Regions from separate parts of the Mus musculus genome. Here region 1 is linked to region 2. The links are chromatin contacts, found by Hi-C or POLR2A ChIA-PET in ENCODE. All regions are on one chromosome and are shown on one strand. The core of a region is the stretch at or near the end of the contact, and the rest is flanking DNA. Distances in the headings are between cores, read along the strand shown.

Evidence for each region. A loop is a pair of places that touch in the nucleus more often than their neighbours do. ChIA-PET counts read pairs that join two places held with the same protein, here RNA polymerase II (POLR2A).
Region 1: a map of heart shows a loop between it and region 2 (6-fold over the local background). The contact joins the promoter of Cavin2 here to the enhancer-like site in region 2. A Hi-C loop is called at or near these places in 1 of 37 maps with a recorded cell type or tissue (heart). POLR2A ChIA-PET finds 5 or more read pairs at or near these places in 1 of 5 experiments (Patski).

What each region holds. Positions count from the first base shown.
Region 1 is chr1:51,286,728-51,292,972 of GRCm38, forward strand. Cavin2 (caveolae associated 2) reads left to right here and starts at 2,399. Exons shown (of 2, transcript NM_138741.1): 1 at 2,399-3,141. The coding sequence starts at 2,659. The region is part of intron 2 of 9330175M20Rik (RIKEN cDNA 9330175M20 gene); the gene reads right to left.
Region 2 is chr1:50,957,806-50,964,743 of GRCm38, forward strand. All of the region lies in intron 4 of Tmeff2 (transmembrane protein with EGF-like and two follistatin-like domains 2), which reads left to right. Among named protein-coding and RNA genes, the nearest start is that of Tmeff2, 34 kb to the left of the region's middle. Within about 2 kb of position 3,910, at least 1 of the 3 ENCODE cell types and tissues checked has a DNase peak (open chromatin) inside an H3K27ac peak, as active enhancers do.

The DNA of each region.
Region 1 (6,245 bases), core at 1,149-3,648, 330 kb after region 2:
CTCTGAATCTGAGCTGGGTTTATAGCCACAGAACACTGTGGATATGCCAAGTTGGGAGTTTCAGATCCTGCCCTTAAAACTGTCCATAGCTTTCACTTTTAATCCCTCACTTTAAAGCACCACATAAAGAAATCTAGTTTCCCTACTGGAGACATCAGACAGTTTCTAGACGCTAAATAGCTGAAAAGAGAGTTCTGGTCTGCTCAGCTGTTGCACCAGGTACAAATAAGGCCATGTCATCTTGGATTCCTCACCTTGAACTGTAGCTGAAAGAGCAGGCAGGGCAAAGATGACTATTCCAGTTGAGTGTTGCCAAGACAACCAAAGAATCATGAGTGAGTGATGTGGTTGTTACTATAAACCACTGAGTCTTAGGCTGACTTGTTACAAACCCATAGACCATTGGTTGAAATACCATTTGTGTTACTCAAGATTAACTTAAAACACAAATAAGTTCAGAGACAGGCATGATGGCTCACACCTATAATGCTGTCTAAGAAGCCTAAGTCAAGAGCACTGCTTTGAGTTTTACAGCAACCTGGGCTACAGAGAGAAACCAGACTCAACCAAACAAATAATTCACATAAGAACCTTCTTATTTAAGAAGGAACCTCTGTGCTTTGGTATCTCACCACCATCCTTCTAACTGATCTATCTGATTGTACAGTATCCAACAAAGCAATGCAAGATTCATGTGAATCAATACAAAATCAGAGTCAAGTGATTATGATATGAAATTGCAAATTTTCCAATGTGGAATCATAAAAATTGATGAAGGTAATGTCAGAGGAGCCCTTGAGCCATGGGCAGCTCCTATAACAGATGAGAATCTGCAGCTGTAATAGTTAACATTTGGGAGGAGAAATCTCTGTGAGTGACAGCAGGATAAGAGCTTCATCGGCAATGACTGGGATGTCGCCATGGAGGAGAGGCCCTTGAAAAGCTGATAAAGTCCTCCGATATTTTTGAAATAATGACACTCTCTGATTTGCCCACAAACGTCAAATGTAAAAAAGATGTGCTATCATTATATCGTATAATTTTGTTAGAAAATTAAGCTTCTGAAAATCAACACCAGATTCATGGTTTTTGCTTTTAATATTTAACACATCAGTGTCCAACTAAAATACACAAAATATAAGTTGTTTGTTTGAGAAACTTTTTAAAAAAATTCTTAAAAGGTACAAGCAATCAAATCTTCTTTTGGCATTTTGTAATCTTGGTTCCTAAAGGTCTCACTTTAAGTGTTATCTACCAATTATCTGAGGAAACTGGGAGCCTCTATAATGTCTTTAATGCATCTTCCTAATGAGCAGGTACTCAGTGAGGGACCTGGCACATGCTCTGTGAATGTTACATATGACTAAGTGTAAGGCAACCAATGAATATACCACCATAAGATCTACTGTTTCTTCGGCATACACAGAGGTATTGCCGTTAAGGCAATGTCCCACGATCAGTTCCTGACCCAGTACTAGCTGACATTTGTTCTTGAAATCCTTCATGGCATGCCTGTCACAAACCTTCAGCCAAAAGCACTTTCACAATCTGGATACATTTAAGACCAATTCAAGCATGTAAAGTCATTTTAGGAAGTGAGTCCCACATCCCAAGGGCCCGGCTAAGGAGGGCCACATGTGAGAACAGGTGTGCCACTTCACTGAGCAAGAACCTGGAAATGTCAAGCGTTAGAACCACTCCAACTCAACCTGGCTTGCAGTCACACTTCTGGACCTGTGTCAATAAATGCCTCGCAAAGATGGGGACTGAGAAATGCTCTGCATGAATTCAGAATTACTGGAAACAAACCAGCACTTTTTTTTCTCCAAAGGGACTACTTGAGGAGAGGGTCTCTGCCTTCCATCTTCTAAGAAAGCATTCATTTAAGAGATTTCCATCTCTTACAGAACAGTTCACAGTATGCAACACCACTTGCTTTGACATCCCTGAGTCTAAGCTCTTTCAAGTTGGATTGCATGCCATCTTGCAAGAGGACAGGACACCAAGCTGAGTTCCTTGTCAGTTTCAGAATAATCTCCTGTGCTTTGCAAATGAGAAACTAATAGCACGAACCTGGCCCTGGCGTCACAGACCCTTTCAACTCGGCGCCTCCCCTAAAGGGCACTCGGTGTTCTGCAACCTATCAGTCAGCTCTGGGGCAAGAGCAAACAATTCCTTTCTGTTACAATAACTTGTATCCAGGAAAAAAAACAGGCGCTCTGTAACATAGCAGCCAGAGAAAAGTTTACTAGATTTAGCCAATCAGAGGCTGGGGAGCTCTGCCAAGTTAACATGTTTCTCTCCGCCTCTAAATGAACTCATGATTGAAATATGGCATTGAACTTTTTTTTTTTTTAAGGGAAGGGGTGTAGGAAAGAAAAGCCACTGCAGAAAAGAACTCGGGCTTGTGCGGAGTGTGGCTAGGAAGTGTGTGCTTGTCACTGAACCCTGAGTGGGTCCTGTAACCTTTGCCTTCCACTGGGTGGAGCAGGTCCTTTAAGAGCAACTGGAATGCAGTTCCCCTGATCAGCTTAGCCAGTTATTCAAAACCTCTGCTAGCCCTAGAGAGCAGTGCTCACTTCAGACCAACCAGCCTCCTGTGCTTCTAGCTTGAGCAAGAAGTTTCCAGCGGGGAAGTAAGTTTCTAGCTGCCCAGCCATGGGAGAGGACGCTGCACAGGCAGAAAAGTTCCAGCATCCAAACACAGACATGCTCCAGGAGAAGCCATCCAGCCCCAGCCCAATGCCTTCCTCCACACCGAGCCCCAGCCTGAACCTGGGGTCCACAGAGGAGGCCATCCGAGACAACTCGCAGGTGAATGCTGTCACCGTGCACACACTCCTGGATAAATTGGTCAACATGCTGGACGCCGTGAGGGAGAACCAGCACAACATGGAACAGCGTCAGATCAACCTGGAGGGCTCGGTGAAGGGCATCCAGAACGACCTCACCAAGCTCTCCAAGTACCAGGCCTCCACCAGCAACACAGTGAGCAAGCTGCTAGAGAAGTCTCGCAAGGTCAGCGCTCACACGCGGGCTGTCCGGGAGCGCCTCGAGAGGCAGTGTGTCCAGGTGAAGAGACTGGAGAACAACCACGCCCAACTCCTCCGACGCAACCACTTCAAAGTGCTCATCTTCCAGGTCAGTGTCCCCAGCATACCCCTCCACCTACTTGAGCTCAGTCCTCCGAGCTTTCAAGGCCATCTTCCCATCTGCCCTGCCAGTCAAGCTTCTCTCTCACACACAAAGCTTTGTCTTCTAGCTGCCTGCTGCAGGCAACTGTGAAATGTGGCCATAAGGATTGGAATCTCCCCCATCCTTCAGGCAATGCCTGTGTGCCTGGCAAGCTGGGGACATTTGTCAGTGAACACCTAGATGCACTTGGTTAAGGGTGAGAAACTGAGCAGGTGCGGGCACCCACTCTAGTCAAATTCATTTGTCTCTTTTCATTAGGAACTTGCGGCTGCGATTGCAGCTGTTAGCTGGACAGGGCAAATTAATCCAGTGGCTGTTTATTAACTCTTAGTGGAAGTGAGGTAACTGTGTGAAGGATTTGTTTTCTTTTGCTCTGACCAAGACACACACAACCTTTAAACCATCCTTTTTCCAAGGGCCCCTGGTGTTTGGGAAATTACCAGAATGGAAAGTTGAACTAGTCTTGTTCTTGAAGTCATCTTTTGTCAAAGCAATCTCTAGTTTGTCTCTAGAAAATGATGCCAATAAATGTGGGAAGCAAAGTATAGCTCCTTACAGACATGTTAATTATGTCCCCTCATTGCTCAAGCTGCAACTACAAAGTGAAATAAAAGAAACGTTATCAGTGGCTGCCACAAAGACCAACTTTGAATATCTTCCCCTTCAAATAGTTGCCTTACCGTGAAAAGGACACTTAATTTTTTTTAATGCATCAATGATGCAATTTATGTAGCAAAGGCTATCTGGGGACAGGAAGATTGCGTGGAACTGTTATTCAGCCAAGTGGTGGGCATCTGTAAATCTAAGGGCTGCCCTGCCTAATGCTGGAAGCCCTTCCGTAGATGGCATTGAGCCAACCCAGGCCCCAGGAAGCCCTGCCATTCTGCCTCAGGGCTGTCTCCTTATGATCCTGTGAATAGGAGAGACTTTCAAAGCCATGGAGGGAAGAGGTTATAACCAACAGATTGTGAAAGCATACAGGGAGAGCCTTCATCTCCCAAGAGACATTTAGAAACTGGAATTTAAACCGTAGGAGCCTTCTTTTTCCTAATGAATCTACTCTGCCAAGTTAGGGCTCTGGCCTGCCTATCGCCATAAAAGGAAAGATTAATCTTGCTGCCTTTGTGTCCTCCCCAAATTGTACTTGAGAGCTAGGAGGTCCAAACAAGTGATGCTCCTGTATCTCACAGGCTTTCTGCAGTTGGGAAACTTTTAGGCTTTTTTTTTTTTTTTTGAAGTTATGAAACAAATGGACTTAATTGATATCTACAGAACATTTTATCCTAAAACAAAAGGATATACCTTCTTCTCAGCCCCACATGGTACCTCCTCCAAAATTGACCATATAATTGGTCACAAAACAGGCCTCCACAGATACAAAAATAATGAAATTATCCCATGCATCCTATCTGACCACCACAGACTAAGGCTGATCTTCAATAACAACATAAACAATAGAAAGCCAACATTCATGTGGAAACTGAATTTGGTATTATCATGGAATACTTTGGTTTCTCCATCTATGTTAATTGAGTTTGGTTGGGTATAGTAGCCTGGGCTGGCATTTGTGTTCTCTTGGGGTTTGCATAACATCTGTCCAGGATCTTCTGGCTTTTATACATGAGAAGTCTGGTGTAATTCTAATAGTCCTGCCTTTATATGTTACTTGACCAACTTTTAGGCTTTTAATGCAGATGCAATCGCTTTTCAGGAAGCAGCTGAACTGGAAAAAGCTGTGGTCAGCCACATCAGGATCTGAGATCCTGCCTTTATTAGACTAAGAGATCCTACAAGCCTTAGCTCTGGAGACATTTCCAAATTAAATAGTGATTTCAAAACAAAACAGAACATTTACAGGCCTGTCAAAGGAAACTTCCCTCCCTTCAGTATGAATCAGGGGAACTATATCTCATCTTATTCATTAAGGAGAAAAGGAAAATGTTTGCCTAGTAAAGGAAAATAAGGATTTTAAGGTTTAGTTTCTGTTTTGATACGAATGTTCTACAGGTGCGAGAAGAGGGAATGGGGAGATAAACGACTATATATTCAAGAGAATTGTGAATCTGACTATTGGGAAACTTAAAGGCATGTGTTGTTGATGGGGGCCTGACGAAGTCATCTGTTTTGTTGAATTGAATTGACAGGTGTGACATCCCACCAGAGATGGTAAGAATTTCCCCCATAGTGATGAAACAGGGGTGCTCAACCCCAAAAGGGGAACTATGGGAAGCCCAAGCAGAGAGTTCAAGCTGTTCTAGGCCCGTTCAAAAGCACCTCCGACAGGTGCAAAGGGCAGTTTGGAAAGCAGAGAACTTCAAGCACATGGCTAGACCTTTCCCTACCCAGAGGAGGTCCTCTGCTAGCTAAAGGGAATTAGAATTCCAACTCTGAAGACACAAGATGGTCATTTGAAAAACAAAATGTAGCTGCAGTCGTCTTCAATGTTTTGTCTCATTTCTTTCTTAAAGTAGGGGTTTTCATAGGGTACCAATTATGCTAATGGCTGAAACAATAATTCTTATTACAGTGGAGTCCAGGATAGTGAGTGGGAAGACAAATTTTCACACAGACACTGGCTCACATCCTACTTGGTCACTTGCCAACCATGTTAATCATTGACACATTTGATATTGGAAGTCCCTGTTTCCCCTTGTACACAGAAGATACTAGTAGAGTGAAATAGCTGCAGTCTTGATAAATACAGCATCCACTGTAAGGCCCCGTTCGTTCTCTGCTTCCTTGCCTATGCCCAATTTACCGCTGAGGATGCTGAGACTCCTTCCATGTGCTTGTAGTTTGTCTGAAGTTGGACATAAGTGACAAAGTTGGCTTTCAAAGCCACATTTAACGGGTCCCAGAATATATGCTTTAAAACACTAGTGCTTCCTGGCTCATATCTCTCCCACAAGTGAGGAATAAAGGAAATGACATGTTTAAAATGATTCTTACAGACTGGCATGGTGGAAGTGCTCATTGAGTGGACTCTATTACTCCATGGCTCTGAAATGCAGGGCTGAGACAGGCAGCTCTACTTCTACTGGGTTAGAAAT
Region 2 (6,938 bases), core at 2,660-5,159:
ATATTCCCAGTGAGACACCAGTAAAAGATATTATAATTATTATTATTTCGCAAGCTTGTATCAGTTGGAGAAAGCTTCCTGGGGAGGATGAAGACTCATAAGCACTTCCCTGTCTGGACACTGGGACCCCATCCAGCTTGAACCTGTGCAGGCCCATGTGTGCTGCCGCTGTCTCTGTGAGTTCATATGTTTAAACCTGGCATGGTAGCACAGGCCTAAAGTCCCAGCATTCTGAAAGATGAGAATAAAGACGTCACATCTGAGAGCCACACAGGAGCATAGAGACATTCTATTTGAGTAAACAAAAACTGAAAGGAATCAATAATCATTGCACACTTTGGACAGCACTACTCCTGCTCCAACCATTTGTTTTCTGGCTGCTGTGTTCTAAGTAGAGTCCTCTCTGCCACAGTGGGTTCCAGAGCATGTGGAGACATGAATAGCTGGCCTGCCTACTGACAGTGCCACTTAAGCTTCAGAGAAAAGGTATTTTAAGTTAGAATTTTGAAATTTAATTCCTATACAGAAATATTCTTACAACAGAAATAATTCTCCTTTTTCTAGATATTTCACAAAAGTTTACTTGTCTTTGTGCAGATTTGTGGGGCAATTCTCCTCTGATGATATTGTAGAAATCAGGTATGAAGGAGGGTGTGAAGTGGTAATATGAGCAGGAGGCATACAAACATTTTATATTTTAGCCAAAATTCACATTCAGAGCTATTTAGTTACACGCAACATATTTGTAGTTTTTATTTTTTAACTCTTTTAGCCAGTAATCAAGAAGTCCATCTGACAAAACATGTTAGAAACACTGCCCATAGCATCAGGAAAAAGAAGCCAGTGTCTTCATTAGCAAAACAGCTGTACACAATGACACCCATGACATTCTGGATCAAGACTCTGAAGACCTGAACTTACACAAGAGGCTCTGTTATTCTACACAGTGTTCCAAATATATTTGTTTATTCCAAAATTTGCTTTTATTTACTTATGTATCTGTCTTGGTAAGGGGAGAGAGCTCCTGCTCCACTTCCCCTCTCAACCCTGGGACCCTGTCTAGTTGAAACCTATGTATATCCACACTTGCTGCCATAGTCTCTGAGTAGCACATAGATGTGTGCTTGTATATGTTTTACTTTGAGGTCAACAATGTCAGGCATCTTCAGTTGCTCCCCACTTCAGTTTTTCAGTCTCTTAGTGAACCTGGAGTTTGCCAATTCAGTTAGAGTGACCTGTGGGCAAAGGCCCAGGAATCTCCCTCCATCTGCCTCTTTCGATCTAGTCTTTTGGAATGAGATCAGGGACACATCCCTTAACAAACTTAGCCATATCTCCAGCTCCAAGGCTTTTCCTCCAAATGTAGATATATCTTCCTGTTATTTTCTGAATAGTGTTTATCACTAAATATCTCAAAATTAAAAGTAGTATTCCTAACATTCTTAGTATACAGAATTTATAGTTAATGAAAATGAAATGACTTTTGAAAAACCTTCTAATTTTTGTGTCTCTAGTATAATACCATGTGGAAGAAAAATACAATGGTTATTTAATACTTCTTGAAGTTATTGGGATGGCAAAAGTGTAAATAAAAAAGTGCTCCAAATGTTGCAGCCGCCAGCAGCTCGCAACATGAACGGTTCGACTGAGAAGGCTACTCGAGCTGTAAGAGAGGAATCTAGACGGGGCGAAAGAAGAAACGGAGCCAAGACAAATTCATTCTGATCAAAGCTCAAATTTTATTCTTGGGACACTAGTTATAAAGGAAGGGAGAGGGGACCTGATTCCCGCCGAATAATCTCGGGTCCAGTAGAAAGGTGCACGTGTGTGGCTCCTCAGGTTCCAGCAGTGGGCGTGGCAGAACGAATGAGCAGGAAGCTCCACCCCGAGCAAGCAGGTTTCAGGCTGGGGGAGGGGAGACTACATCCAAATAGTATGTTAATATTAAGCATGATACCATACCTTCAGATTGGGCAAGTAAAAACACATGGGTGCATATTATGGTCTGATTATTTATAGTCGTGTATTAAGTAATTGGCATGATTCTTCAGGGAACATAGATCATCTCTATTTTCGATGGTTAAAAGAAGAGGCACAACAGTATTTGTTAAACATTTTCATATGTTGTGAGGAACAAAGCTAGCTTCCTTGGGCTCTGAAATTTCTTTTTACTTCATTGTTTCATGTGTAGGTTGTTGCCATAAGTTGGGAAATTAAAATAGAATGTTGCAATATTTCATATTAAGCATTATTAATGTGATTGGGAGTAGTTATTACTATTAAATAGATTTTCATAAATCAGCAAATTTGTGTGATGTGACTTGGACATAAGAATGCATGGAAGGACACACATACACACACAATCTGGTAGTATTATTGATTATATAATATGCATTCTATTTTTCTTTGTACTTTCTTCGTATTGGTGACATTGGCTATGCCATACTTTGTGCCAACCAAGTTTAAGAGACAAGAAAAAACTCTGAGTAAGAATACTTCAGAGAGTAACAACTAGTTTACAGAAAATAAAACAGGTGCTATAAGACAAAGTATCTCTCTTGGGAGAAAAAATTCAATTTTATTATGAGAAAGAGAAATAGCAGGTAAAGGTACAGAAGCAGGATGCTCCCGACAAATGCCAAGTCCCTACGTGTAGTCACCTGTATTCCATGCCCTGTAGTCTTGGGCATTTGGATACTTAGTTCCTAATTGGTGCATCCTTGGGCTAAGTCCTAGTTGTGGTGTGTCCTAGGTCCTAAGAGGTGTGTCCTTGTTGGAAGAGGTATGTCACCAGAAAGAGAGTTCAGACCTATGCCCACTCAGGTATGCTCTCTCTGCTTCCTGCTTTCTCTGCCTCCTGCATCTGTGCTGCACTCCTCTCATGGATTCTTCTCCTTCTGGAATTGTATTTCTCAGTAAAGTCCCTTCTGTACGTTGCCTTGGTCACAGTGTCTTATCATGGTCATAGAGAAGTAACTAATACACTCTGCGAGCTCCTTGGGAAATACAGGGCAGAGGGAGTTCAGCACCACAGCACTTGACCAGAAAACCCTCAGCTGAGTCGTAAAAAAAATTTGTATTTTCACCAGGGTCATTAAAATGTTTTAAGGGCAATCTTTTTTTTTTAATATGTTTAAAATACTGTTCAGGCCTCCAGGTGGAGAATAAATTGTATGTGAAGCAAAATTGAAGCAAGATACTAACACAAAGATTGCCACAGTGGAACAAGGCAGAGTGAGTCCACACAACCTGAGTGTTGGTCAAAGGGCCAGTGAGGTGGTAACAAATACTTTCTGTCCATTTAGATGCTAGTATGGGTGTGAACAAGTGTTACTTGCCAAAGTAAGGAAGAACATGGATAGTCAGGAGGTAGATACATGAGGATCAAGTTCACATCACTATCCAAGTCTGTGCAATGAGTCTTTGCCTGACTCAGAACAAAAGAAAAGTATGTGGAAAGGGTAGGAAGGATGTCAATAGCGTCTTTATCTCATCCATGTTCGTCACAAATCAACATTACTGGTTTAATTTTAAAACACAAATATACTTCATAAAGAGCACCATTTTAAGAACCAAAGCCCTCGTGCTGAGCCCAATATACTCATCGAAGGCAATTTTCTCAGACTTTGAGATGCAAACACACTGACGTGCTTAGGAGTTTTCAGTTGGTTGCTTTTCAATAAAGCCTGTGTAGTCTGACGTTTTTGTTTTTCATTTACTCCTTGAAATTTATCATCAACAGTTTCAGCATCATCCCCGGTATGGCAGTAAAAGGTAAAATACAATAACAGGGAACTCAGTAATTTGGCTTTTAAATGGCTTTATGCATTTATGTGCTATGTAGGCTATGTAGCAGATTGTGATAACAGAATCAGTTATAATCAAAGTGCAGCCGTACAAATATAGCAGACACCTTGGAACAGCTCCCTTTGTTGATCGAGACAGAGCAGGAGTGCCATCTTACACTATATTTTCTCTATAACAGCATAGCAGCCTCAACACCTTTGTTGCGTTTCCGTTGTGCTGCTATTGCGAATGTCCCCACAGTAGCACTTTACCTGTATTTATCATTGATTCTTGCACATTGAATTTTCTGCTCTGCGGACAACTAATTTGAGTGGCTTGAAGTATAAAACTTACAGCTTTCCCCTTCATTGTCCCAGTTCACATAACAATATAGAAGTCATTTCCCAGTGCAGAAAACCCCAAGGCCCTCAGACTTTGTTCAGCCTCCGTGGTGCTACATAATTTATTTTATTTCTCTGAAGCCTGCAGCGTTTCTTATGTGCTGTTAAGGGAGGGGATCCATTGTCAGTGTGTAAGCATCACTTCAATTAAGCTCTGCTGGCTTCTCTGTCTGCATGCGAATGTGAACTTGGTTGTCTTGAGAATGACAGTTGTTTATTTTACTCATGGGTGTCTGATGCTGGGTGGGGACTTACAGGTTGACTCAAATATTTATAAACATGTCTTTTGCTGTCTTTCGTGGAGACTATTCTAAAGTTAGGGGAGGTGCTTTTTATATTTTGTTGATTGTTTTTGGTTCTCACAAACTCCTTTAGCTTTCTCTTCTCTTGAATTCTAAATTGCAATTCTTGTTTTATCCAGCTAGTCCCAGAAACTATAACCTGGTTTGATTCCTGAAGTGGGAATAATGTTGTACCAGTAGGGGGAGCTCACACCATGCCTATTTTATGGGTTGGTTTGAAGTTAATTTTGTGGCTTTGTATCCTTAAGGGTGGAGCCGGTTTCACTTTAAAGCCAACAGTTTCTGGGGTTTGGAATATAAGTTATTTCTTCCAGTTGAAAAGTTAAAATAATCTGAAGTTGTAAATCTTAAGTGCGTTAACAGTTTAAGTCTTTAGCTAACGAATCGTCATACTGTGGTTGAAGTTTTCAGATTGCTGAAATGTAGAAGCTTTAAAATATACTAAAAGTTCTCTTTCTTTGTGTACATCCTCAAATCACTTCCTTCCAGGAACAGTGACCACAGGACTCGGGCTGAACACTTTTTGTGCTGATGACTGTAAGTCAGCATAAACAAGGCAGTTGCTAACCATGGTTGTGGATGTAAATGTGAGCTTAGTTTTTTCATAGATATCCCTGGAGGGATAGATACTTGGGGCTATCCATATTTCTCACTAAATTTGCATAGAATGGAGTTGGAAAGGCATACAGATCTCAACTAGCTCTGTGCTACTCAAGTCAGCAAAGGACTCAGAGCCAGTATCATTCCAATACCTTTTCTTTCCCAAGTTTGTTATTTTTGACTCTCCTTTGAGATGTTAGCAATTTTCCAAATTCTGCCTGAAATTTCAGTCTCTAAGATGGTGAACACCAAACACCTCTTCATATAATACGTTTCTGCAGGCATCTAATGTGACCTCAGAAAATGGAAAAGGGAGTAGCATCTTCTCTTTGTTCCTTTTCTCCACTCTTGAACATCTGTCTAATGTCATGCATAAGGATGCCCAAGACTCTGCTCTGCCCACAGCAAACTCATGATTCAGAGACTGTACCATTCAGTGAATTGGGAGAAGGAAGGTTCCAGCGTGTGTTTTCTTCATCAGAATAAGAGATCACAGTTGTCTCCAGACTAGCCCATGAATTTGACTTTCAAAGCATCCCTGAGTCAAGACAGCTGACTAATTGCTAACATTATGCCTCATAAATCTGAAAGTCTGGACTAGAAAGTGTGCGATGCCTGCCTCTTGATGGACATTAGTTATGAAATCACCTCTGTCATAGAATTTTCATCTAAATCACTGTGCTGTTTCATAGGTTACATGTGGTTGGAACCCTGGTGTAGAAGAGGGAGAGATAATGGAGAGAAGAAGATGAGGTGAGGTAGAAGAGGCTATTGAAAGTCGGAGAAAGGTTCTCAGGCATTTGCGCGTTTCCTCCGGGTGAACGCCACAATTGTCTAGCAATTTCCTAGCAATAAAATAGCTGTCCTGTGGTTGATGAGCCTTTAGCATGACAGCGTGATGACCTTAGCCTGGATTCTCGGATTTTAATAGCTCTGTGGTTCCCATAGGGTGAAGCTCTTTGCTCATTGCTTTCTTTGGCTTAGACTTTCTTCTCTGTCAGTGATCCTCCTGTGTACTGTTACCTCATTAGTGCTTGATTCCTAGAGCATCATCACTGCTACAATGTCTCTTTCTGTATCACACATTTATTTTAGATGGCATAAATTTAACAAAACAAGTTGTTCTGTGGACCCTGTAATCTTACAGGAGCATATCTATCACAGCAATGCACAGAGTCTAGGAAATCACAGATCATACCTGGCTTCAACTCCAGAACCCCTGGCCTTGTAGAACAACCACATTTAGGGTCCTACACATGATTTGGCATTTGTAATAAAATACATTTCTTTTCTAACGAAGTCTCATTCATTCTACATGTTTGAGTTCCACAAAAATTTAGATCTATTATTAAGTTTGGTGTCTGAATATTTTCCTCCCTCCACTGCCCTGCTGCTGTTCTAGTGGCTGTGGTTATGTGGTTCTGTGGGGAATCTACTAATGATCCTTCGGTTAAATATATTTTAGTTTCCCAGGCAGTTCCTTAGTTCAGCATTGTACCAGAGGTCAAGCTGAGTGGCTTTAATAGCTTTGTCAATAAATCTTACAAAATGTAGTATCTTAAACCTATATCACTTATATAGAAATTATAATATAGATATTACAGCAAAATACTCAAAACATGAGCAGTATTTGCACCAAACAAAATGGTATTACAAACCATTAATAATACTTATCAGGTAACTCATATCTTAGCCTTAGCTGTTGGGTTGATGTTAAGCTCTTGTGAAGTCACTCAGTGCTTTGTGAAACCTTCAGTTCCCAGATTCATTAGATTGCTTGGCTTCAGGAATGTAAGGCTCTTAGTGTTTTAGAGAGCAGTTCAAACACAGCATCTTGACGTGATCTTGG